Linked DNA regions of Mus musculus: all the other regions are linked to region 1. The links are chromatin loops, found by intact Hi-C in ENCODE. Cell type or tissue: left cerebral cortex. All regions are shown on one strand. Each heading gives the region's core, and the rest is flanking DNA. Links, peaks and the distances in the headings are about the cores only.

Evidence for each region. A loop is a pair of places that touch in the nucleus more often than their neighbours do. Peaks named below come from ENCODE experiments on the same cell type or tissue, not always from the same donor. Only the 100,000 strongest peaks of a DNase experiment are listed, where the experiment ranks them.
Region 2: it touches region 1 in a loop (2.0-fold over the local background); 11 of 42 quality-filtered maps call a loop at or near these places.
Region 3: it touches region 1 in a loop (2.0-fold over the local background); 12 of 42 quality-filtered maps call a loop at or near these places.

The regions. Positions count from the first base shown.
Region 1 is chr14:74,849,069-74,856,937 of GRCm38, forward strand. The region is part of intron 2 of Lrch1 (leucine-rich repeats and calponin homology (CH) domain containing 1); the gene reads right to left. Among named protein-coding and RNA genes, the nearest start is that of Gm52135, 34 kb to the left of the region's middle. In left cerebral cortex, for the core only: no CTCF peak of the experiment used is centred there; a DNase peak (open chromatin) is centred at 4,228.
Region 2 is chr14:74,910,730-74,918,598 of GRCm38, forward strand. All of the region lies in intron 1 of Lrch1 (leucine-rich repeats and calponin homology (CH) domain containing 1), which reads right to left. Among named protein-coding and RNA genes, the nearest start is that of Gm10847, 7.5 kb to the right of the region's middle. In left cerebral cortex, for the core only: no CTCF peak of the experiment used is centred there; DNase peaks (open chromatin) are centred at 2,980 and 4,507; H3K27ac peaks cover 476 bases.
Region 3 is chr14:74,900,789-74,908,657 of GRCm38, forward strand. All of the region lies in intron 1 of Lrch1 (leucine-rich repeats and calponin homology (CH) domain containing 1), which reads right to left. Among named protein-coding and RNA genes, the nearest start is that of Gm10847, 17 kb to the right of the region's middle. In left cerebral cortex, for the core only: no CTCF peak of the experiment used is centred there; DNase peaks (open chromatin) are centred at 3,843 and 5,392; H3K27ac peaks cover 399 bases.

The sequences.
Region 1 (7,869 bases), core at 1,890-6,889:
TCGCCACCTGCAGCCAACGGGACCCTCACACTCCTTACAATACTTGATCTAGACGTGAAAGAATCTGTAACCTCTGGGAAATATTTTCTCCATCTATAGCCCTGTTCAATGAGCTCACTGCTGTGCAACTCATCCACATCATGATAGAATTCTGAACTAGTGCCAAGAATGTAGGCGACGCCAGCCCATAGGCTAAGGACCCAAGAGGAAACAAGGCAGGAGGAAGAAGCCCATTAGCACAGGCATCCTCTCCAGCTGCTTCCAGGCGGCTAGAAGGAGAGCAACCCTGCTCTCCCACTCCCACAGGACAAGGGTCCACATGAGCTGCTTTCTTCTTCTTCTTCTTCTTCTTCTTCTTCTTCTTCTTCTTCTTCTTCTTCTTCTTCTTCTTCTTCTTCTTCTTCATTAATGTATTTTCTTACACACCATATTTTATTCCCCTCCCCCATCTCCCATCCACTCTCTGAGACTGTTCCATATCCCATACCTCCTCCCCACACCTCTGTCTCCACATGGATGTTCCCACCATCCACCCAACCTGACCTCTAAACTCCCTGGGGCCTCCAGTCTTTTGAGGGTTAGGTGCATCATTTCTGAATGAACACAGACCCAGCAGTCCTCTACTGTATGTGTGTTGGGGGCCTCATATCAGCTGGTGCATGCTGTCTCTTTAGTGGTCCAGTGTTTGAGAGATCTTGGGGGTCCAGATTAATTGAGACTGCTGGTCCTCCTACAGGATCACCCTTCTCCTCAGCTTCTTTCAGCCTTTCCCTAATTCAACAACAGGGGTCAGCAGCTTCTGTCCATTGGTTGGGTGCAAATATCTGCATCTGACTCTTTCAGCTGCTTGTTGGGTCTTTCGGAGTACGGTCATGCTAGGTCCCATTTGTGAGCGTTCCATAGCCTTAGTAATAGTGTCAGGCCTTGGGACCTGCCCTTGAGCTGGATCCCATGTGAACCCTGGGCTGAAACAAAGCTTTCCATCCTCAGGATGTCTTGCTCAGTTATTTAATCCCAGCAACGAAAGTCTCAATAAAACACCAGCTACAAACAAAAAAGGTGTTGCAGAGGAGGAGAAATGAGTAACTTTTAAATCTGGAGCTGACAACTTTTTTTTTTTACATGTATATGTATTCTCCCCACCCCCCCCCACCCCCGCATGAATTACTCATGGAACTAATTACACAGGCTATAAGGAAAATCTTGAACAATCTAAAGAATCTACAAACAGGAAACATAGCTTGAAATAATGAATCAAATTCAAATTACATTTTTAAAAGGTACCGTAAAGCAACTCTATAGAAGTTAAAGCTCACTGGTCAGAATGATCCTGAGAAGTAGAAACAATTTAAGCGTGATTTAAAAGTACAGTATATAGTACGGTCTGGACAACTAACCCTCGAAGGTCATATGTGACCCCCAAAGGTCATGTGTTAAAGGCTCGGGGCACCTGGGTGGTGATCTTAGAACAGAAGAAGTTATGGGTTTTGAGAAGGTGGGTGAAGCCCTTTGGGGTACCCTTAAGTCACTTGGAGCATATTCTAGAAGAGAGGTGGACATAGCTCTGTGAGTTTGAAGTGTGAAGCAAGCCTGGTCTCAAGTTCCAAGACAGTCCTGGCTCAAAAACAAACTTAAAAAAAAAAAAACATAACTAAAAGAATGCAGGAATTTACAGTCTGAAGAATACAAGGAAGGACCATGCTACCTTCAAATACAAAGGCTTCTTGTTTTTATACTTGGGCTGTCCCTGAAAATCTCCCTAGCAAAATAGTTCTACAGTGCATGGAATGTAGCAGAGATGGCGTTCAAGTGCTCAGTACCACCCGTTTCTGTCACTCAGTGACTTGGGAAAAATCCCTCTTCTGCCTCACACCTACTACAAAGGCTGCCCAGGGGCTCACTGGGGGTTGTCATGACTACAAGGTGCTGCTGGAGATGAGGACAATGATTATTCCACAGACCCAATATATATATATATATATATATATATATATATATATATATATATATATATATATATATATATTATAGGGTAGCATTTCTTCTAGGCTCTGCCCCCACAGTTACCTGGCAATAGCCAGGTACACTTGACTCACTATAAAAGGGGCTGTATGCCCCTTCCTCACTTCTTACCCTCTCTTACCCTCTTCACTCTCTATTGCTTCTCTCCCCATCCCCTCCAGTCTCTCTCTCCATGTGTTCATGGCCTGCCTCTAACCACCCACATCCCATGCATGTTCTTGGGCTGGGGGTGGTGGGGGGGTGGAGCACTCTCTCTCTCTTTCTCTCTCTCTCTCTCTCTCTCTCTCTCTCTCTCTCTCTCTCTCTCTCTCTCCCCCACTGCCTTTCTCTGTCTCTACTCCCCTCCCCATGCCCTACCCACCCTCATTGTGTGTGTGGCTGGTACCTCACCGGGAAGGGATGCCTCAGCATGGACCTGCACAGGTACCGCCATCCATCTCACCAAACCTCACTCTTATCAAACATATCCCTGGCTTCCTCTGCTTTTTTTTATAAAATACATCATTATATACATATATAATATATGTAAACACATATATGATATGCACATATATACATTTATGTGTACATGCATGTATGTTCTTTTTCTCCAATCCCTCCTCTCATTCATATCACTATTTATAAGATAGCGTATTAACTGCAGGAGTTTTACAGGAAATGTAATTAGTTGATTATTGATGTAGTGGCAATGTTTCACAGGGCTTTTACAGGTCTAGTTAGAAAAATGATCGCAATTTTGAGCTTGCTCATGTGGGACCTCAGAAAAAAACATTGAGAATTGCCATACGTGAAGAGAAATGTCTGCAGTGAATAGCAAATAAGCACCCCTCACTTCCAGAGAGCTACTCGGGGCACAAAGATCTTCACATCCCTGTGAAGATCAGAAACAGAGCAGGAAACAAAGCCAGCGAACTCAGCCTTGCTTCTGCTGGGAGCATAATGTCGCCTTTGTGTTGCAGCTTGCTTTCTCCCAATGCAAACAGTGAGCTAGAACATCTGGGATCAGGTGTGCACCGTGGAAAAACCCTCCGCGGAAGCCTTGCCAAGGACGGGCTATGCTAAAAGGAATGGCATTTGATAAGAAATATCCCATTATTAATTTACTTGTGTTTGGTAGCCTGCCAGCACAAAACAAAGAGACATACAGTTACACGCACTTTACACACAATTTAATAAACACACCCAAAAGTTTAGGGTCCGCTGCCTATATGTTCAACCATATGAGCAAATGCCTGGGAACCCTAGAAAGGCTTAGGACATATGTAGACAGCTGTGCTATGTAGCCTGCATGTCCCAGTGGCCTCTTTCACGTCTACTGTTCCATGGAAAGTGTTTTCAAATTTTTTTTAAGATTAATATTATTGAACGCCAATCTGGTTCACTGTGTTTTGGTGTTTCTATGTATCTGAGATTTCGTAAGATACAACATAACCATCATATACGCACATACATGTGTACATGTCCACACACGCACATACATACACACACAGATACGCAAGCACACACAAAAATACACACACAGATACACAAGCACACATACATGTGTGCACAAAGATGCTCTCACTTTCCTTTTGATTAGAGCTTCATAAAAAGGAGATGTGGATTTGTAGTAAGTGAAACAAAACTTCAAGCTCAGAGAAACAGTATCAACTTTCCAATTTTCTAGAGAGAAGAGACACATTGGCTTCTTTAGAAATGACACACACAATGGCACAAGGCAAGAGAATGATGGACATTAATTTTTGTTTCACAACAACAACAACAAAAATGAAACAACTGTGCTTTCTAAAGCTGCCCTGGCCCAGGGTCCCTCAGTAAGAGAGTGAGTGTCCAGGGGATTAAAGATTCTTTCAGAGAAGGAGCCTCAGAGGAATGTGGGGATACGGGTTCTGTGACTATCAGGAAGTTGGCTCTTTTTGCACATTGTTTAGCAGCCAAAAGGGATACCGGGCAGCAGAGATGGCAGCCAAAATACATTCCTTTTCCAGTGTAATAACATCTTGTGGACCAGACAAACCTCTACACTGGCAATAGCTCCAAACCAATTCCAGCTAAGCTGAGGGAGCACGGGTTTCTGAGGAGCAATCCAGGCCCAGCTGGTCGCGTTTCCTCTGAGAATCGGAAACCCACGCCCTTCATCCTGGAAGCAGTCTGATTAAATGCTATAAAGAAGTTGAGTCTTTCACACCTCCCTTCTCTGAAATGAGCCTGCTATGCCAAAGTCTGCGTTCTAAGATTCACAACACCAACTGCTGCCAGGTCCTGTGCTCTTCTGGGCTGTTTGAGCTTCTTCTGGTACTCTGACACCTTTCCAGCCGTTTAAAATAGATTTTCAGGCTTGCCTGTGTGGTGTCAGCTCTAAGTGCCTGTTGCTATAGAGCAGCAGGCTTGCTGAATCAGTTTTATTGTTCTTGGCCACGTTTCTTGGACAAAGACATTTTCAAACAGGAAGACACAGGGGGCACATACACTAAACTAACATAACCTTTGGTTGTGAACACCAAAAAGCAAAGATGAAAAGCCTCGACGATTCAAACACGGGCTACATAAACAGCAACACATCAATGTTTACCACAAATGTTACATTTCCATCGTGTGAGAAATTCGGGAAACACTTTCATGTTTCTAACTGCAGTTCATGGTAAAGATGTTTTCACGTGTGAATTAGTCCTGCCTCTTGAGAGACGAGAGGGTCTTTGGCACAAAGCAGCTATTTGAAAATTGCAGATTGCACCAAGAGATTCTACCAGCCAAGAACCTGGCTAGGCAGCTGCAACATGTCCCTGCTCCTCCACCAGTACCACCACCACCACCATCATCATCATCACCACCACCACTGTCATGACCATGACTGTTGTCAAATATTTATGGCCGCCTACACGGCCATAATATACAATGTTTCTCAGGGGATGGAACCAACTTTGAACGTTTGCCATAAACTCAAAGTATCTTTATATGGGATCTTTTTCTATTTTAGAATGTACAAAATTAGCAAGTCCTGCTTATAATTTATTAAGAAAAGGAGAAATTTTAAATATAGCAAGAACAGGGCTGTCCCTGAGGCTCTGTGACAGAGCACAAGCGTTCTGAGGACAGTGCTCAGTTTGATCCCCACTGTCACAGAAACAAAAGAAAATGAATGAAACAACACTTAAAACGAAACAGAGGAGTGCTTGATGTTAAGTACAGGAACAAGATCTGGGAAGGCGGTTTATCTGTACCACTTTATCTAAAGAGTCTTCCTAATTAATAGACGATAGGGGGGGGGGTGAGGGAAAAGGAGAGGGAGAGAAGGAGGGGGGAGGGGGGAGGGCGAGGGAGAGAGGGAGGGAGAGAGAGAGAGAGAATATGAATGAATGAGAACCAAGCACCAAGCACCAAGCACCACAGAAAAGAAAATGTTTTAGTTGCTTATAAAAGGAGAGGACTCAGGGCAGCAAATGGCTCTAGGGTTCTGTCCGCCAACCTGGGCTCCTAACTTCAATCCCTAGAACACACGTTGAAAGCAGAAATCAGACTCCCAAGCTGTTCCACACATACAGCCAAAGAATGGATATTTAAATTCAAAGACCCCCGTATTTGTTAAGGTTGTCGCCCAGATATGACCTCCTAAGCCCCTCCGGTTACTAGCTTGCAGCCAGCTGGAGTCAGGGCCAGTCTGAGTCAGGAAGCTGTCTGTCACACAGAAGACTCAAGTGTTGTGATGTAACTCAACAGCATTGTCTAGACAAGGTTATACATATTTGTAAGTAAACAAATTTGCTAGTCACCTACTGTTTCAAAAACAAACAAAAACAAACAAAGAAATCTCAGGCAAGAGCAGTGTGATATTCATCCTACCAAAACCATTCCCAAGCCTAGAAATAACGGAAGCTCAAAGACAGGTAGTACTAGCAAGTACAGCTCCGAAATCGGTTACTCAAGCAGCAATTAAGGACTCTAACTGAATAACAACGTAACACTCAAAACCTCCCTCATCATCATTTCATATTTACATATTCATATACGGGCATCAAAAATGTCACCCTGAAACTGGCCTAATGGGGGAGGGCCCAGCCCACTGTGGGTGGTACTGCCCCTGGGCAGGTGGTCCTGGGTTGTGTAAGAAAGCAGACTGAGCAAGGCAGAGGAAGCAAGCCTGTAAGCAGCACCCTTCCATGGCCTCTGCATCAGCTCTTGCCTAGAGCTACAGACCAGACGCCCCTCCATGATGGACAGTAAGCTAGCTGTAAGCCAAACAAACCCGAGTTACCCTTGGTCAGAATGGTTGATCACAGAAAACCCAGGAAGTTTAGTATGTTGGGTTCTCAAAATGGCTCATGGGCTAAAGGCACTTGCAACTAAGTCTGGGGACCTGAGTTCAATCCCCAGGACCCACAAAGATAAATGAAAGAAGTGACTGCTGTTAAGTTGCCCTCTGACCTGCGCGCACACACACACACACACACACACACACACACACCACAGTGCACAGTACTTGCCGCACACAAAAGAAATTTAAGATATAATGAAATAGAAGAGGAGGGGGAGGAAGAGGAAGTGGAAGAGGAAGAGGAAGCAGCAATAGCAGTAGTAGCAGCAGTGCGTAGCCTTTTAAAAAGCTCAGAGGCTGCCGTATATGTTTGATACTTCCTCACATAAAGCAGTAAGAGACAGGCTCTTTCTTATCTTTCATTCCTTATAGCGTGCTCCTTCAAAGATCACAGGCTCAGTGCAAGAACCTGAACGGTCTCGGCCCTGCTAATATTCACGGTAGGAAATGTAGGAAAGGAAAAACAGACAAAAATTTAAAATTACAAATAAAACTGGGAGATGAGACACCATGGTGAAATTAAGCAAGCCACAAAGTACATTTAGCAGTTTCCCCATCCCTCATGCAGAAATTCACCACAGAACGCCCACTGCATTAGTCTGTGTTCATCGCCAATAGGTTCTTAGTCTCTCTCTCTCTCTTTTTTTAAGTTTTTAACTGTTTTTAGACTATTTTATGTGTATGGGTAATTTGTTTGCATGCATTTCTGTATACTCCTTGCAGTCTTGGTACCAGAAGAGGGCACTGGACTCCGGGAACTGGAGTTACAGACCCTACGTGAGTGACAGGAATTGAACCTTGGTCCTCTGGAAAAGCAGCCAGTGATCCTAACTGCAGAGGCATTTCTCCAGTCCCTTTCCAGTCAAGAATTCCGAGGCCCAGGCTTGATTCTATCCTTTCTACTCATCTGAGGGCAGCAATAATTCACTCTCAAATGAGCGCAACCTAGAACTCCTCAGAACACACTCAACATTAATATTAAAAAAAAAAAAAAACAATTAAGATTAGATCACCAACATTTTTAAGATTTTATAGTCAACTATGCCCCAAAGTTCTGGTGCACATGGACTTAACATGAAGCTATGTTACACTAATTTACTTACTATCGTAAGCTAACTATTAGGATAAAAATGCTATAACAGAACAGAAGTGGGTAAGTAAGCACAAGGGCTGCATTGGCTTTGGCAACAATTGTAGTTCATGAATAAATCTCTTGAGAAGTCAGGGAACCAGAAACTACAGACACTGCTGTGTCGGCTCCCAGACAAGTCCTGGGGAGCAGGCTTCTGCTGTAGGTGAAGCTAGACAGACTAACCAGAAACCTGTGGAACTGAAAATTAGCTAGGTGAACCTGCAGACTACCCTAACAGTACCTTACATTTTATTTTTTTTAAATAATAATAATAATAATAATAAATTAAAGCTAATGACAACTGCACCTCGGAATGTTTTTAACCTTGAGGGGAAAATGTACATTCCTAGACTCATGATGGCAGCCCTCTTTGCTGTTTCGGCTACAAACAAAGCAGAAGGCC
Region 2 (7,869 bases), core at 1,432-6,431, 61 kb after region 1:
TCGCCATGAAGGCTTTTTAATAAACAGCTTTTTACTCCTGGCCATGTCCTAAGCCCTGAGATATTTAAAACACGGCCTGAAGAATGACATGTCGTGCTTAGCTAAATTTATCTAGGCCACTCATGTGTTGGGAAGACGAAATAAATACTATACAAAACATTTTTTGGTTGTTTGTTTTAAGTCTTGTCAAAACATGCTTGGCTGGGGCTAGAGACATGGCTCAGTGGTTAAGAGCACTCCCTGTTCTTCTAGAGGACCTGGGTTCAATTCCCAGCACCCACATGGCAGCTCACAACCATCTATAACTCCAGATTCATCTGGCCCTGCAGACACCAGGCATGCACATAGACATATATACAAGCAAAACACACGCAGATATATAAAACCAAAAATACCTCAAATGAGGCTTGGTTACACATTAGTGAAACTTCTTGTATTAAAGAAGTGAAAATATCAAGACACTCGTGAGTATTTTTCAAATGCCTGGACTTCCTTAAGGTTCAGGAAAAAGTAGAAACGCAAGGCTTAGAGATGGAAAATGCTTGAGAGGATTGGGAAAGGTTGTAGTGAGGGGGGACCTTGGCCCAGAGTGACAGGAGGGACACAGGCATGCAAGAGGCAGAGAAATCATATGCTAAGCAAACAATGTACTCTCTATCCAGCCTGCGTCTCCTCCACCAAAGTCATGTCAAAAGCCAGGCCCAGACAAGAGCGGACGGAGAGTCATGTCACCTGGACTGGATTCTACAACAAACTAGTTTGGATTTTGGCCCATAGAGCATCAGAGAATCACCAGAGGCAAGACTCAGACCAGAGCTTGGGAAGGTGGTTACACTGGGGAAGGAAAAAGTCTGGGGTGATAAAACTGGCCATGCCAAGTATGGTTTGCAATATGCCAGCTGGGTACAGCATGATTTACCAGTGAAGCCATGGAGGAGGCCAGACAGACCTGCAGTCACCAAGCTATATAGGTCAAGGTGAACCTGACACTCTGTAATGAGAGTCGGGGAGAGAACCCCACATCCCTACAAAGGACTTAGTGTCATACATAGCAAGAAGTGTCATCCATTCTCCTTTTCTCCTGCCCTTGCCTAAGACGGCTGAAGATGAGGACTCCAGAAGCAGGACACGTGCAATGGATGACCCAGTGACCTACCTCAGTGGGCCTCTTTCACACACAGCACAGATTGTAACCTAGGAACAAAAGTGCAATTCTGTTCGTGAGAAAATGAATAAATAGCCAGTCAGTGGTGGTGCACGTCTTTTACCCCAGCACTTGGGAGACAGAGGCAGGCAGATGTCTAAGTTCAAGGCCTGCCTGGTCTACAGAGTGAGTTCCAGGTCAGTCAAGCTTACACAAGGGAATAAAAAAAGGAATAAATAGATATATTCTTGGGTACCCTTCACTATGAACAGATATGATTTAAAATCTATTCCATTGCATATTGCAAAGAATACTTGCAGGCTATTGGGTGGCACAGTCATATTCAAAATAAAGGCTTGAGCTGCATCCGGTCCTGCTCGGTGAGTAAGACACTGTGCCTCTCCTAAGAATTTGAAAACTGGATTCTATGTCTTGATTCCTAAGCCACAGGATTCTGAGAAGCCTTGCAAACTGGGGAAGGTTTTACTCCCAGTTCCATGACAAAGTGGCAGAACACCTGCAAAGAACCACTGAGCCCCCTCAGGCCCCAAAAGCCCCAAACTGGGGATGTTTCCCAAGCTACTAATCTACTGGGTTGACTGAAATGTAAAACCTTTAGAACAACTATGACCAAGCTCCAACACCTACCCTGCTTTATTAACTCAAAGCACAAGTGTCACCCTGACCCCAAGGACAGGGGGCAGCCTGGTTTAAGCCTCCTCAGGCCTCGTTCAGATGCAAGGACTCAAGGACAGTTTAGTAGACGGCAAGTTCTCTGAAATCACAATTTTTATCTTTGGTTATTTTCTAGTGAGCTTATGAAGTGATGGCTTGCTTCGCTGTGCCATTTCCCTCCATCCAGAACCAATCTCTGTCCTTATCCATCCATTTAGTTGCCAGTGGGAAGGGGGTGAAGTTGCTAGCCTGGACCTCGCTGAGCACACCGTGAATGTCGGATGTTGGGGTACACACTTGTGATCTGAGCACTTGGGAAGTGAAGGCAAAAGGGTAGAAGGTCTAGGCCAGACCCTGCTACACACCAAGTTCTAGGCCAGTCTGAGCTGCATGAGCCCTGGCTCAGAGCAAAAAACAAAAACAAGGAAGGCTAGAAAATGGGCCCATGGTCAGTCGTTAAGTGTGTCTGCTGCTCCTGCAGAGGACCTGAGTTTGGTTCACAGCACCCATTTGGGGTGGCACACTACAGCCTATAATTCTAGTTCCAGGGCATCCAATACCCTCCTCTGGCCTCAGTGGTACCCAAATATATGTAGCACTTTCATGCATTCAGACATACACGAATGTATATCAGTAAAAACAAACTTTTTGGTTTGTGGTTTTTTTTTTGGGGGGGGAGGGTGCTGTTTTGATGTTATTGTTTGTTTGCTTGCTTGTTTTTGAGACAGGATTTCTCTGAGTGTAGAACTCACTGGGTAGACCAGGCTAGCCTCAGACTCACAGAGATCCTTTATCAACTTGCCATAGCCTCTGGAGAGCTGGGATTAAAGGTGTGGGCCACCACGCCCTGCATTAAAAAAACAAATCTTAACAACAAAAAGTACGTGTTCCCAGCAGCCTTTCCTGTGTACCAAAGGCATCTCAGAGCAGATTTTTTTTTTAATTCAAATTCGATTGCGTCATTTATGCCTTCCCTGATGGGAGGGGTGACAGTGTGGGACAAGAATCGTCGCCATCTCAGTAAATCAGATGTTCAGGAAGGTTTATCCACACAGTCAGAGAAAGGAACTAATTCATAATGAAAATGACTAGCACGCGCGCGCACACACACACACAAGCCTACCGAAGGCTCCTAAAATAAATATTTTCATATGAAAGCTATGTTTTTATACTCTCAAATTATTTCCAGCATTTGGCGTGGAGCCAAGGCAATTCAGTAACTTTGCCATTTATAGCAAAGCTGAAGTTTCGCTGTGGGGCAAACAGAGAAGTATCCTTGCTGGGAGTTCCAAGGCCACGGGACAGGAGTGCCAAGCAGGGGGAGACTTGGTTTAACTGCAATTCCCAGCTCTGGGCAAGTGAAACAAAAGAACCCCAAAAGATAAGAAATGCCAAGGCAGTGGGAGGTGGGGACCAGAGAAGGCACACCTCAGCTCCTGAGAAGAGGAAATACAAACACACAAGAGAACTATCATCTCCTTGTCCCTGGGAGGGGACAAGCGGCAGTCAAGGGGAAGCAGCTAAACTGACGCAGTCCACAACTGGATCTGCCCGGCATTCGACAAGACATCTATTCACAGTGCAGGGGAGATTCGCTGGGGGCCCTGAATCATCTTCCTCCTCACCCAATTTAGGAAGAAAGTGCTAAATGGGAATAAATTAACTTACTTGCAGTGGCGTGGAGTTGCCTTGGGCTTCAAGAAGTTATGGGAAAAATAATAGACTTGAAGTAGGGTGAGAGCTCAGAGGCTCAAGGGCTTGCCACACAAGCATTAGGGCCCGAGTTCAATCCCCGATACATGAATTTGTAATCACAGCACTCTGGGTAGGGGAGGGGGGAGCACACAGAGATGCAGATCTCTGAGTCCTAACTGGCCAACCTTGCCTAAACAGTTCTTTCCAACCAGTGAGAGACCCTGTCTCAAAAAAAGAAAACACAGACAGAGACTGATAAACAATATCCAGGGCTGACCTCCCACACTCCTAAGCATGTGTACACACACATGATCACACACATGAGAGCACCTGTGCACACAAGCAAGTATACATACACAATAACAATAAGGACCATTTTAAAGATTTCTTAAAATGAAATAAGACTATTCTTGCTGTCAACAACTCCAAGGCTGCTGGGTAAGACAAGAGACCTGGGAAGGGTTGCCCCATTATGGGAAACACTCTTAGTGACATATACTCATGGTCAGGACAGCCAAAGGAGAAACAGACAACGATTTAGGGACAGGCCCAGCCAGGTCAACAGCTAGTCTTTTAAAATCAGGAGAGACCAAACAGATGTGTACAGAACCACTGCTCAATAAACTGAATACCACCAGTTCAGTTCACTTTTCCCAGTCCTCAGAGGAAGCTCAGGTTTGAACAAAAATCATTCTGCAAAGAGAGCACCAATTACTCCTTAATCCCTCTGCCTCACCTGTCTGGGAGACTGGCGGAACAATGCCATCCAGCCTTCTGGCCTGCCTGACTTCCATTCCATCCAGAGTAGAGAGACAAGAAAAAGTAAAATCCAACATCTCGAATTGGCTGAGCTCTTAAAAATGTCAGCCTGGTGGGAACATGAAAACCGTTCTCGTCTCCAGAATGAAGCCAGAGAGATCCCAGAGTCAGCACGCACATCACAGCACTGAGCATGAATGGACTGTAGCTCAAGGAAAACACAAGCATCTGCCAGCGACATCTTGGAGACAACTGCGGGGTGGGAGTGTGGGCTGAGTGTGGCTCACACGAGGAAGCCGGGGAAGCCGCTGCCAGTGTTTGTGTTTTGAAATGTCACTGCTTTTTCTGTAAGAGAATGCCTCTGTTTACTGAGTCTAGTCTTGCTACAACCTGCAGGAAGGAAAAACACAGAATAGCAAGGGGAAGGAATCTGATCACCCCAGTTACCTCAAATTGTGTGTGTGTGTGTGTGTGTGTGTATGCATATATGCATACAAGCATATACATGCATGCATATATATAATACACATAGACATATATACACACATATAGACGCATACATGCATTTGTATGCATGCATCTATGTATGTACATATCCACAACCAAATATACCAAACACGCAGACACAGCACACATAGGACAATAGTAATTGTGAATCTAACTGGTGGGGTTTATGGGTCAAGAGCCAGGGTAGAGGAAACTGGCTAAGGCTCTAACCATCCTAGAGCAGGCACATCTACCAGGAAAAGAAACAAGGAAAAGAGCAGAGTTGAGGGTTACTTAACATGTAACTGGCAGAGACTTTAATCAGAATTATAAGTAACTTATTTATCTCTGAAAATTGCCACCACTTTCAGTGTGCTTGGTCTGTAGGGGTTTTCTACTATAATCTCTCCCAGATTTACTGTGTACATAAAAGGTATTTTATGACTTCAGATAATACCGAAACTCTATGGCTCTGGTTTTCACACTTGGGCAAGCAGCGTGCTGTAAATACAAATGACTACAAAATAAGTCACTCAGAAGAGATCAAATAACTGCATTTACAACTATCAGGCTCATGGGGAGAAATGGGGCCTCGGATCTGCACATTCCTCCGATTTTCTCACATTAAATCCTATTTAAAGGTCGCCATAATGCTAGTGGCCACAGTCCCGCCATCCCGTAATGACCCTGGCATAGCAAAATGAAATGGAAACCCTAAGAGTAATTAATGTGAGCAGCCGGGAGGAGAGAACAAAGAGATGGGGCTCACACGCCGTGTACAAGGGCCAGTAGGCTATGGCTCCCTGAAGTCAGGTCCCTGGGTCAGTCTCACTCAGTACCTGTGCCCTCCCCACAACCACACCCCCAACCTCACCCCACCCCCTGACCAGCTCTCCTCACCCCTCCCACTACCCCCCAGCTTGACTGCCCCAACCATTTTGGCTGCACTCTCTTGGTTTGCTTGGTTTCCATGTGCTCTCTCCATCTCTTCTCCTCTGTCTTTCTCTTCTCTTCCTCTCTGTCTTCCTCTCCTCTTCCTGTCTTCTTATCTTCCTATCTTCCTCTTCTCTTGCTCTCTGTCTTCCTCCCTCACTCCCTGACTCCCACAGCCCAGTCCATTCTGTTTGCCATGTTCAGTCTGCACTCTTCCAGATGCCCCTGGCTATGTTCTCCCTCTATCTACAATAAACCTCTTCAACCATACCTAAGAGCGGTCATATCTTCACTTAAATTCACCTGAACCTGTTCTATGTGGGCATAATGTTTTTGTGAACTGTTTAAAGACTATCCTTGTATTATTCAAACGCTGATTTCTCTGCCCGCCCACCCATCTAGTTGCAATCTGGACACACTGTAATGCTTACTCCAAGTATCTCCTGTTTCAAGTTTGTGTAAACATTGCTCCCCATTTATTCTCTAATTTAGCCAATGGCTGGGCAGAAGAGAGAATAGGGAGGGACTTAACACCAGGAAGGGAAAGAAGAAGAGAGAAGATGAAGAAGTCAGCCCAGGAGAGACTCAAACAAGTAGCAAGGGGCATACGGTTGAGATGTAAGTTAAAATAGCTCAGAGCCTTCCCAATCTAGGCTTACAGCTTGTTAATAAAATACCAGGTCTCTGTGTCTTTTACATGAGCTAGCTAGAGTAAAGAACTCATTTACAATCCTAAGATTCTCATTGCTAGTCCATAACACCCCCGTTTTAACAATAAGACAGACACATTTTTCAACTTTTCACCAGAAAACAAATGGTGTTTAATCTCTAAAACTGTACCATAACACGAGAACAAACTACTTTGGATATTTTTTTTCCTTCTAATCCCTAAGTAATCATACTTGTCACGAGTGTCCTGAGAGATTCATCTGCCAGTTTAAACCCATCATCCGCTCAGGCAAGTCACCATGTATGTATGCCTTAGCATCTTCATTACCTCTCCTCTGATACTTCTAAAAATGCCTGTGGCTTACGTCAAACCTTTCAGAAACATCCGGAAATGCTGTCTAAACTGCCTTGGCTCATCATCACCGAAGCTCCAGCCTCAAGGTTCACCTGGCATCCTTTCCATCAGCATCAGTGTTATGCATGTATTTGGAGTGCAGCCTGCCTGGGACCACAGGAAGAGTTAGAGGTCTGGCACCTCTTTCTAGGGTTCTGAAAAACCCCAGGGCCAGGGTCAGAAAAAAACACAGGGTCGGGAACAGAGGTGACACTGGGGGCCACAACTCTCTAGTCTCTGAAATCAGAGTAATGGGGACAGGAGACATTTCCTTGAACAAGCAGTATCCCTGGAATGTGGTCATTACAAACCAAGAATCTTGGAGAGATAAAAGGAGGCCTAGACTTACTGAGCCTCTTCGCATCTGTCAGGTGCTATTTGAGCTTCAGCAAATCACAGTATCTCTGAGTCTGAGGCAGTAGCCATTTAATGGCCAGTTCCCTTTTCATAACGAAACTGAGACCTGGTGGGAATCACTGACTTTGCTACAAAAGCTAAGGCTTTCTCATAAAATCCTGGATGAAACCGCCATCTCTGTCCAAAATGCCTAATATTCTTCTCTGCTTGGAAAGATCCAGAAAAGCTGCCCATGCCAACAAAATGCAGCCCATCATCCCAGAACCCCAACCCAAGCCCAACACAGCCAGTTACAGCTCAGTCGTGGTCCTCAATGAAGAAGTGAGCTCTACAGATCCACTAAATGAGCTATTCAATTATGTCAATGGCTGACAATTACAAGTGACTGGCAGTTATGGCCTGTTATGTGACACTTTCCCAGGAACAAATACAACGTTCCGGGGACCTGTGGCATTCTCACGTGTGACCATGACCGCAGAGTGAGGGTCGGCTGCTCCACTCCTCACAGGTAGGTTCCAAATGTTCTGAGACAGGTCACAGAACCCTAGCACTCCCCAAACCACCTGGTGACAGTGGTCATCAGAACTGTCACTTGGCTGTAGCCAATGGCCACATGTCCTCTGCTTGCTATCCTTTCCTCCTCACTCTCTTTCTACCTACATTTATGTAATATCATCTATGATAGCATTAGAAATAGACTGACTAGAAATAGATCCCTTGTCCACATCCAAAGCCCATGAAGAAAAAATGTGAGGCT
Region 3 (7,869 bases), core at 1,432-6,431, 51 kb after region 1:
CGACTCTAAGCCCTTTCTTCTGGCTCCCTCCCGGGCTGTCCCTCCCTCAGTGCCTTCACCCAGTTAAGGAGGCCAGATAAAACAGGCTTCTGTGGTTGCTTTGAACTGCAGATAAACGCAGTCCCAGATAATCCCCTCATTGGTGGGAAGGTATAGCCTGGGACTCATTCTATGTTTGACATTAGCAGAGCACTCAATAAACTCCATGAAAGCCAACACTATTCTAAAATGGCCTTCATGCCGAATGATTTTGCCCAATTAAATGCTAATATCCATGTTCCAAGTGCATAGTGCATTCTTTTAACTGAAAATATGTTTCTCGTACAATATATTCTGATCACAGTTCCCCTCCCCCAATGCCTCCCAGATCTTCCCCACCCATCCAACTCTTCCTCCTCCGCGCTGACACACAAACAGGCAAATAGAAAAAAAGAAGAAGACAAGGAAAGGAGGCCTTAGGCAGGATAGTGAGATTTATCAATGTGTTTTAGACATGCAGTATTTCCACAGTTTCAACAAAAATACGGTATTTTCAACTTCTAGTCATTTAATCTGGACACAACCCTGACTGTGGTAAGAAGGATGCTCAAGAATCCTCTTTTTTTTTTTTTTTTTTTTTAAACATAGAGATGAAATCTTACACAGAAAAAAAAAAAAAACACTCTTAGACTGTCAAAATGGTGCAGTGGGTCTCTTACTTAGGGTTTCTACAGCTATAAGACACTATGACCAAAAGAGTTGGGGGGGGGGGAAGAGTTTATTTGGCGTACAATTCCATATCACTAGGCATCATCCTTGAAGTCAGGACAGGAACTTAGCAGGGCAGGAACCTGGATGCAGGAGATGATGCAGAGGCCATGGAGGGATGTTGCTCACTGGCTTGCTCATCATGGCTTGCTCAGCTACCTTTCTTACAGAATCCAGGATCCCCAGCCCAGGGAAGGCCCCACCCTCAATGGCCTAACCCATCAATCACTAAGAAAATGTCTTACAGTCAGATCTGATGAAGCATTTTCTTAACAGAGGTTCCCTTCCTTCAGATAACTCTAGCTTAGGTCAAGTTGACATAAAACTAGCCAGCAAGGTGGATAAAGGCTTTTGGTGTCAGACCTTAGGTCCTGAATTCAGTCCCTGAGACGCACATGGGAAAAGGAGAGAAGAAACAACTCCTTCAAGTTGTCCTCTGACCTGTATAAGCAGACCATGGTTGTACATATGTGTAAACACACACACACACACACAAATAAATGCTTTTAAAGGTTTTAAAATTTAACTCATTATATGGTCTTTTATTTTCTGCATCTCACATTCTGCCCCTTTCATCTTTCCATATTCCATAGCAGTTAATAATATAAAAAGAAATAAGATACAAAGAGAAACAAAAACAAACTAACAAAAAAGTTGCCTGCTGGGTGGGGAGGAATCAACAGGCCAATTGTGGTCAATAGTCAGGTCTTAGTATGGTCTTAGTCAGGGTTTCTACTCCTGCACAAACATCATGACCAAGAAACAAGTTGCGGAAGAAAGGGTTTATTCAGCTTACACTTCCATACTGCTGTTCATCACCAAGAAAGTCAGGACTGGAACTCAAGCAGGTCAGGAAGCAGGAGCTGATGCAGAGGCCATGGAGGGATGTCCCTAACTGACTTGCTTCCCCTGGCTTGCTCAGCCTAGTCTCTTATAGAACCAAGACTACCAGCCCAGAGATGGTCCCACCCACAAGGGGCCTTTCCCCCTTGATCACTAATTGAGAAAATGCCTTACAGTTGGATCTCATGGAGGCATTTCCCCAACTGAAGCTCCTTTCTCTGTGATAACTCCAGCTATGTCAAGTTGACACACAAAACCGGCCAGTACAGTCATTCAAATCATAAACTAATAATTTTGTGATGATATGTGCCTGGTCTTACTGAAGTTTGTCATATCATGTTTAGTTGATGTCTCAGGGAGGCTGGAAAGGGAGGGGAAGGAGATGAAACTGCAATCAGGATGGAATATATGAGAGAAGAATAAAAAAAATTAAACTAATAATTTTTTTAAAGTGTTACTGAAGTTTACCATCATTACCTGAAACACAAAATCTTAAAGAAGTGCCTAGGACAGAACCTTTCTTCTTAGCACTCTAAAGTATTGAGTGTCCAATCAGAAAGGTGGAAACATTGTTGCCATCCCATGCAGGTCCTCAGCTTTCCACCTGCATCACTGACCAGGTGCCCCTCCCCCCACCCCAGGGTTTTTGTTGTTGGCGGTGGTGTTTTGTTTTGTTTTCTTCTATTAAGCACAGAACATCCATGTGCCACCTCGCTCACTTGCTCACTGCCTGACCTGGAGACCCAGCTGGGTTATATAAGGAGGGTTCGGGTGGCTGATAGACGAGAACAGGGCTGGAGCTGACAGAGGACTTCAGGGAAGACTTGAGTCAGGGTCAGGAGGAGGAAACTGGATGGCTTCCCAGGACCTCAGATCCACAGTGTGGCTTTGTTGTTCCTGGTGACCAGACACACCCATGCTCCCCACTCAGCCCGCCAGCAACAGTGCTCTGGAGACAGGCCATATCTCTGTTCCAGGCCTCTGCAACCCTGGGAAGAGCTTTCTCCCTCCAGGATCAGAGAGCCCTAGAGACAAAACACAGCTACAAGATGGAGCCACAGAAGGCAGACACTATTATAATGAAACAGCCCTTTATCCAGCAAGCAATGACTGACTGGTTGACTGCTAGAAACGTGTGTTGTGGTAGCTATTAATAAATGACCCTGACTGAACTCTTGGAGACTCACCTTCAGATAAGTGTTGATGGAAGAGAGAAACCGGAACTCAACACCCCCGTCTTAGTCCAAAATCATCAGTGCCCTTTGACTAAGGGTTAATAGTAGTGGACATTTTCTGGGTGCCAGCCATTGCACTGAACATATTGTATAGTCTATCACCATTCAGTACTCACGGATTCCCTTTAAGAGAAAAAGCAAAAGCAAAAGCCTTCTTGCTATTTCATCTCATAGGAAGGATCAGTGTACAAGAAGTCAGGCCTCCCATCCAAAGCAGTAAACATGATGAACTGCAAGGAGAGGCTGGGTGGTCGGTCTACAGACTGATGCAGACGCTGCCCTCCACCTTCAGCAGACATCGGGCTCAACTCCACATCACACAGTCAACATAGTGATCCCAACATGATGAAAGCACGCACTGCAGCAAACTCACTCAGTTATACAAGGAAGCTAGATTCTCTCCAAAGACTTTCCTCATGCCCCAAATCATGGCTCTGTTCAACTTGAACCAAAGACATCCGCCTAGCTTCTCATGTTTAGAGAGTGAGTCTGACCTTTTGAGTCTCCATCAAGGACAGTCGCCATTAAAGCAGAGCTGGATCCACAGCTAGAATTGGATGACAGTGTGGCAAGACAGAAGATCCGGGACACAAACACAAAATACCAAGTATGAATTCTTCTTAGGCTGATCAAACAGGCTGTTTCCCAGCGAAAGAAAATGGAACAGAGTTGGGGAAAGGGAAGGAAGGAAGGAAGTGGTGTCATTATATCTTAATTTGAAAATATACTTAAGATCTATTCAATTGAAAATGTATTTAAAAATAAATAAGAGCTTCACAAAAAGAAGTTAGAAAAAAATTATGAAGGAAAAAAAAATCACTGAAAAACTTGGTCTCAGTAGATGGGCACCAACTACCAGTTGGGGGGGGGGGGGCGATGTCTTGAGGCAGGTCGGGTTTCTGTCTGACATCCCATGCACTGAAGACCACATGGGAAGGAAGGCCTGTCCATCCTACCTCCTACTTCCTCTTCCCTCCTCCCTCCTCTCCCTCCTCCCCACTCCCTGGCTCTGTGACTACAGCACATGATGAGACCCAGGAACATGGCTAGGCTGGCAGTGCATGCAAGGTGTTCTGGGCTTGATCTCCAGTAGTGTATAAGAGCCAGGTGTGGTGGCACACGCCTGTAATCTCAAAACGCTACAGGAGGTAGAAATGGAGCAATCTGAAGTCTGAGGTCATCCTGGGCTACCAAGGAGTTCAAGAGCAGCGTAAGCTAGAGCCTCTGTCTCTCTGATGCAGGAGGAGATGAAATAAGCAAGACATGGACCAGAACCAGGAGTAGGCATTCTGTATAAATTAGAAATAACTGTATGCATTCATTGCTCACTTGAAACAAATGCTAAGGTTTAAGAATGCACTTCTTGCTTGGGAAGTGTAGAAAGCTCCCTGCTGGGTCAGTCACGAACGGAACCCTGGGCAAGCACAGTAATGACCATGGCCTACGAAAAGGTGAGCAAACATGATTTAAAAAGGCATCCTTTCAAAGGACCGACCGTGTGGTTCAGTCTTGACCTCAGCTTGGCTGCTCCTTCCAGCTGGAAGCCGGGCAACTATCTGAGAAAACCATTATAAAACACGAAACATCTCAAGCCCAGATGTTCATAGGGAGGAAAAAAGAGAAAGAGGAAGAGGCAGGTTGAGAATACAGTTACCAAACATAAAGATGCTTAGAAATAACACTGCTTATGCTACTATGACCAAAAGCCCAGGCAGACAAGGAAACAAACTCTTATTTCTAAAGAACAAGAATCATCATCGCACAGGCATGGTCTTAGTGTGGGAAAACAGAACAGGATTCCCCACCTACATCCTCTGTGTGTGTGTGTGTGTGTGTGTGTGTGTGTGTGTGTGTGTGTGTGTGTGTGTGTACAGGGTCCCCTCCACTTTGGTTTGAGATAGGTTCTCTACCTGGGACCAGGGCCTCCTTGGTTAGGCTAGGCTGGCTGAACACCAAGTCCTACAGCTCTAACAAGTGCGTGCCATGATGCCCGGCTTTCTCACACTGTGCCAAATTAAATAAGCCAGTCACCAAAAAGCAGAACCATAAATGCCATGTGTGTGGCTTATGTGACTTATTTGGAGTCATCAAATGCATAACAAGGCAAAGCAAGACAGCAATTTCAAGAGACTGGGATAAAGAGAGACAGGGGTACTGTTTACTGGACACAGACAGAGTTTCAGGGTTGCCAGACAGTAAGAATTCTAGAAGCCCCATCATTTATCATTATTGAATGCACTAAACAGTGCTGAACTGTGAACCTAATTGAAAGACTAAATATTATGTGTATCTTACCACAATTAAATACATAAACACACCAGGCCTAAACACCACAGACAGACACCACAGACAGCAGGACAGAATGATGATAAAACAGGCAGGTGAACACGGACAGACAGATGTGGACACACACACACACACACACAGAGATTTTCTAAAGTTTCATGTATTGTTGAATATTACCCATTATTCTGTAAGTCAGAGTCACTTTACAATGACTCTGTAAACACTGAACCCAGGCCTTGTGGCGGACTTCAGTTCCCCTACCAAAAGCCCATACCGGAAATTCTGCCTCTTTCATTCACTGTCTAGCCAAATGACCTCAAAAAAACACTTCCCTAAACAGAGCCTGTTTTGTTCTATCACTTCCTTCAATCCTTTTTTCTTGTAAGTGACAAAATAAAAGTTATACAAAATACAGAAAAGTAGATAACACCACACACACATACATACACACATGAGCTTTTTAAAAATTAAATACTTTTTGTTGAACCTACAGAATAATATACATTGAAATGCAAAGCCTTCTATAGACGTAAAAGCCACTCTTGCCACATACAGTAGGTTCCCATGGAGCCTGTTTTTAACACCGACTGTATGCTGCCAGGGCACCAGCTCAGGAAGCCAGTGAAAAGCTACTGGGATCTACACGGTTCTACATGGATCCACAGAGCCCACTGGTATCAAATGAAGGAACAGCGGGACTTCTGAGGGAAGAATGCGCTGCGCACGGATTTCTTTTCACCTGAGTTCTACTGCTGGTGTGTGGTTCTGGTCCACATACCCACACTTGCAAAGATGCACACCAACAGTAAACACGGGTTCAAGACCCTTCAGAACCCAACAGGCCTCTCACACACTTTGGAGGACTAGAAAGGAGCAAAGGGTTTCTCAAAGGGCCCCTCACTGATCAAGGTGATTGTCCTAAGGTACAAGATGGCTTTGATCACCCCATTAGCATTTACCTGCCTTTAATCCTGCCAGATGTTCAGAGGCAGGTTCCTACAGGTTCCCAACATACTTTGCTCAAACGATCAACACGTAACTTTGTTATTTATGTTTCTAGTTTTTAAAAGAAACCTTTTAGTATATGGCTACCTTATAAGCATTAGTCACAGGCAACAGTGGCTTTCTAACATACAGATATTTCTTCCTAAGACACATCACAGCCCATCCTTAGGAACACTAAACACATACCAGCCCTACAACTGAGAACATTCTAAATAGAAATCACCAACAGAAACATGAAAATCCAAAACAGCCTGGGGTTAAGTAGACTGCCACAGAAACACTAACAGTTTGAGGAAACATCAAGAAAAGTGTAGCCTTGTCCAGCCTCACCTGGCACAAGCATCCTGAACTACTAGCATGTTTGGGTATCAGACACATCCATGGACCACCAACACCCAAGAAAGCACCTTAAATATTGCTTTGGGGTAACAAATTTTAACATGTACACACACTCACAGAAGCACAACTTTGCATGAACAGGACCAATCCTAACCCTAATGTTACTGACTGACTGGACTCTCTTAGACCTTCCAAGTATAGCAATAAATATAAAATCTATTCAAACCTATCAGCAGCGACCTATGATCATGTGATCAGCTTCCCTGAGTTTTATCCACACAGCGTCCAGAGCCAGATACTTAGGAATGATGGGAACTCCCCCCTTCTCTCCAAAATTCATCAGGAGAAGGTCTGAACAAAGGGCCAGAGACTCGGGCCCTAGCAGCTGCGACTTCCGGTGTCTAAGGCCGGCCTGACTTTGATCCAAACACAGGCCACCTCTACCCAGGAGGGTCTCCTCCGCCTCCAGAAGGAAGCCTCCAGCTTCTTCAAAAATCATCTCCTTTGTCTATTCACATCTTCCATTAAAATTCATGGATATTCTCCCACATCGCAACAAAGGAGTCTCTGTTCCAAGATTTCTGTATCCGTTCCATATTCACACTTCAGATAAAACTCAAGATTTTAAAGTGCCTGGTCTGCTCCAATTTGCTATTTCGGGTTAATATCGAAGTGTCTTACATCATAGCAGCCGAAGCAGATGGCAGGCATACTGTCACCATCACGCCATCCTTGCAAAATAACAAATGACTTTTTTTTTTTAATTCCCTGGAAAAGACAAATACACATGGATTTACAATCAGAATGAGACACCTGCTTACGATCCAGAATGCTCGGGGCCAGGGGACCAGGGCCTTGCAGCTCATTAAAGTGATTCTCTTCCATGCTGTATAAGGAGTTCAGGCCTCCACACTTGGACCATGGAAGAAACTTTTTTTTTTTTTTTTTTTAAAGATTTATTTATTATTATATGTAAGTACACAGTAGCTGTCTTCAGACACTCCAGAAGAGGGCGTCAGATCTTGTTTCAGATGGTTATGAGCCACCATGTGGTTGCTGGGATTTGAACTCTGGACCTTCGGAAGAGCAGTCGGGTGCTCTTAGCCACTGAGCCATCTCACCAGCCCGGAAGAAACTTTTGACTTTGATTTTTTTGTAGACTGGGGGTTGGCTCTGGTCTCAAACACACAGGCCAGGCACCTGCCCCACCACGGAGCCACATCCTACCCTGATCCTGTCGCCTTCCTCCCCCACTGTACCAAGCTCCTTCTCCTTTCTGTGAAGCTAAAATAGGAGGCACTGCCTGTGAAAACTTCTGCTTTCAACTCTCAAAGCATGTGTGTGTGTGGGGGGGGGGGGGGGGGGGAGGTCCCTGTGAAAGGCTTTTTGATATCACAATGAAAAGCTTTTAAGC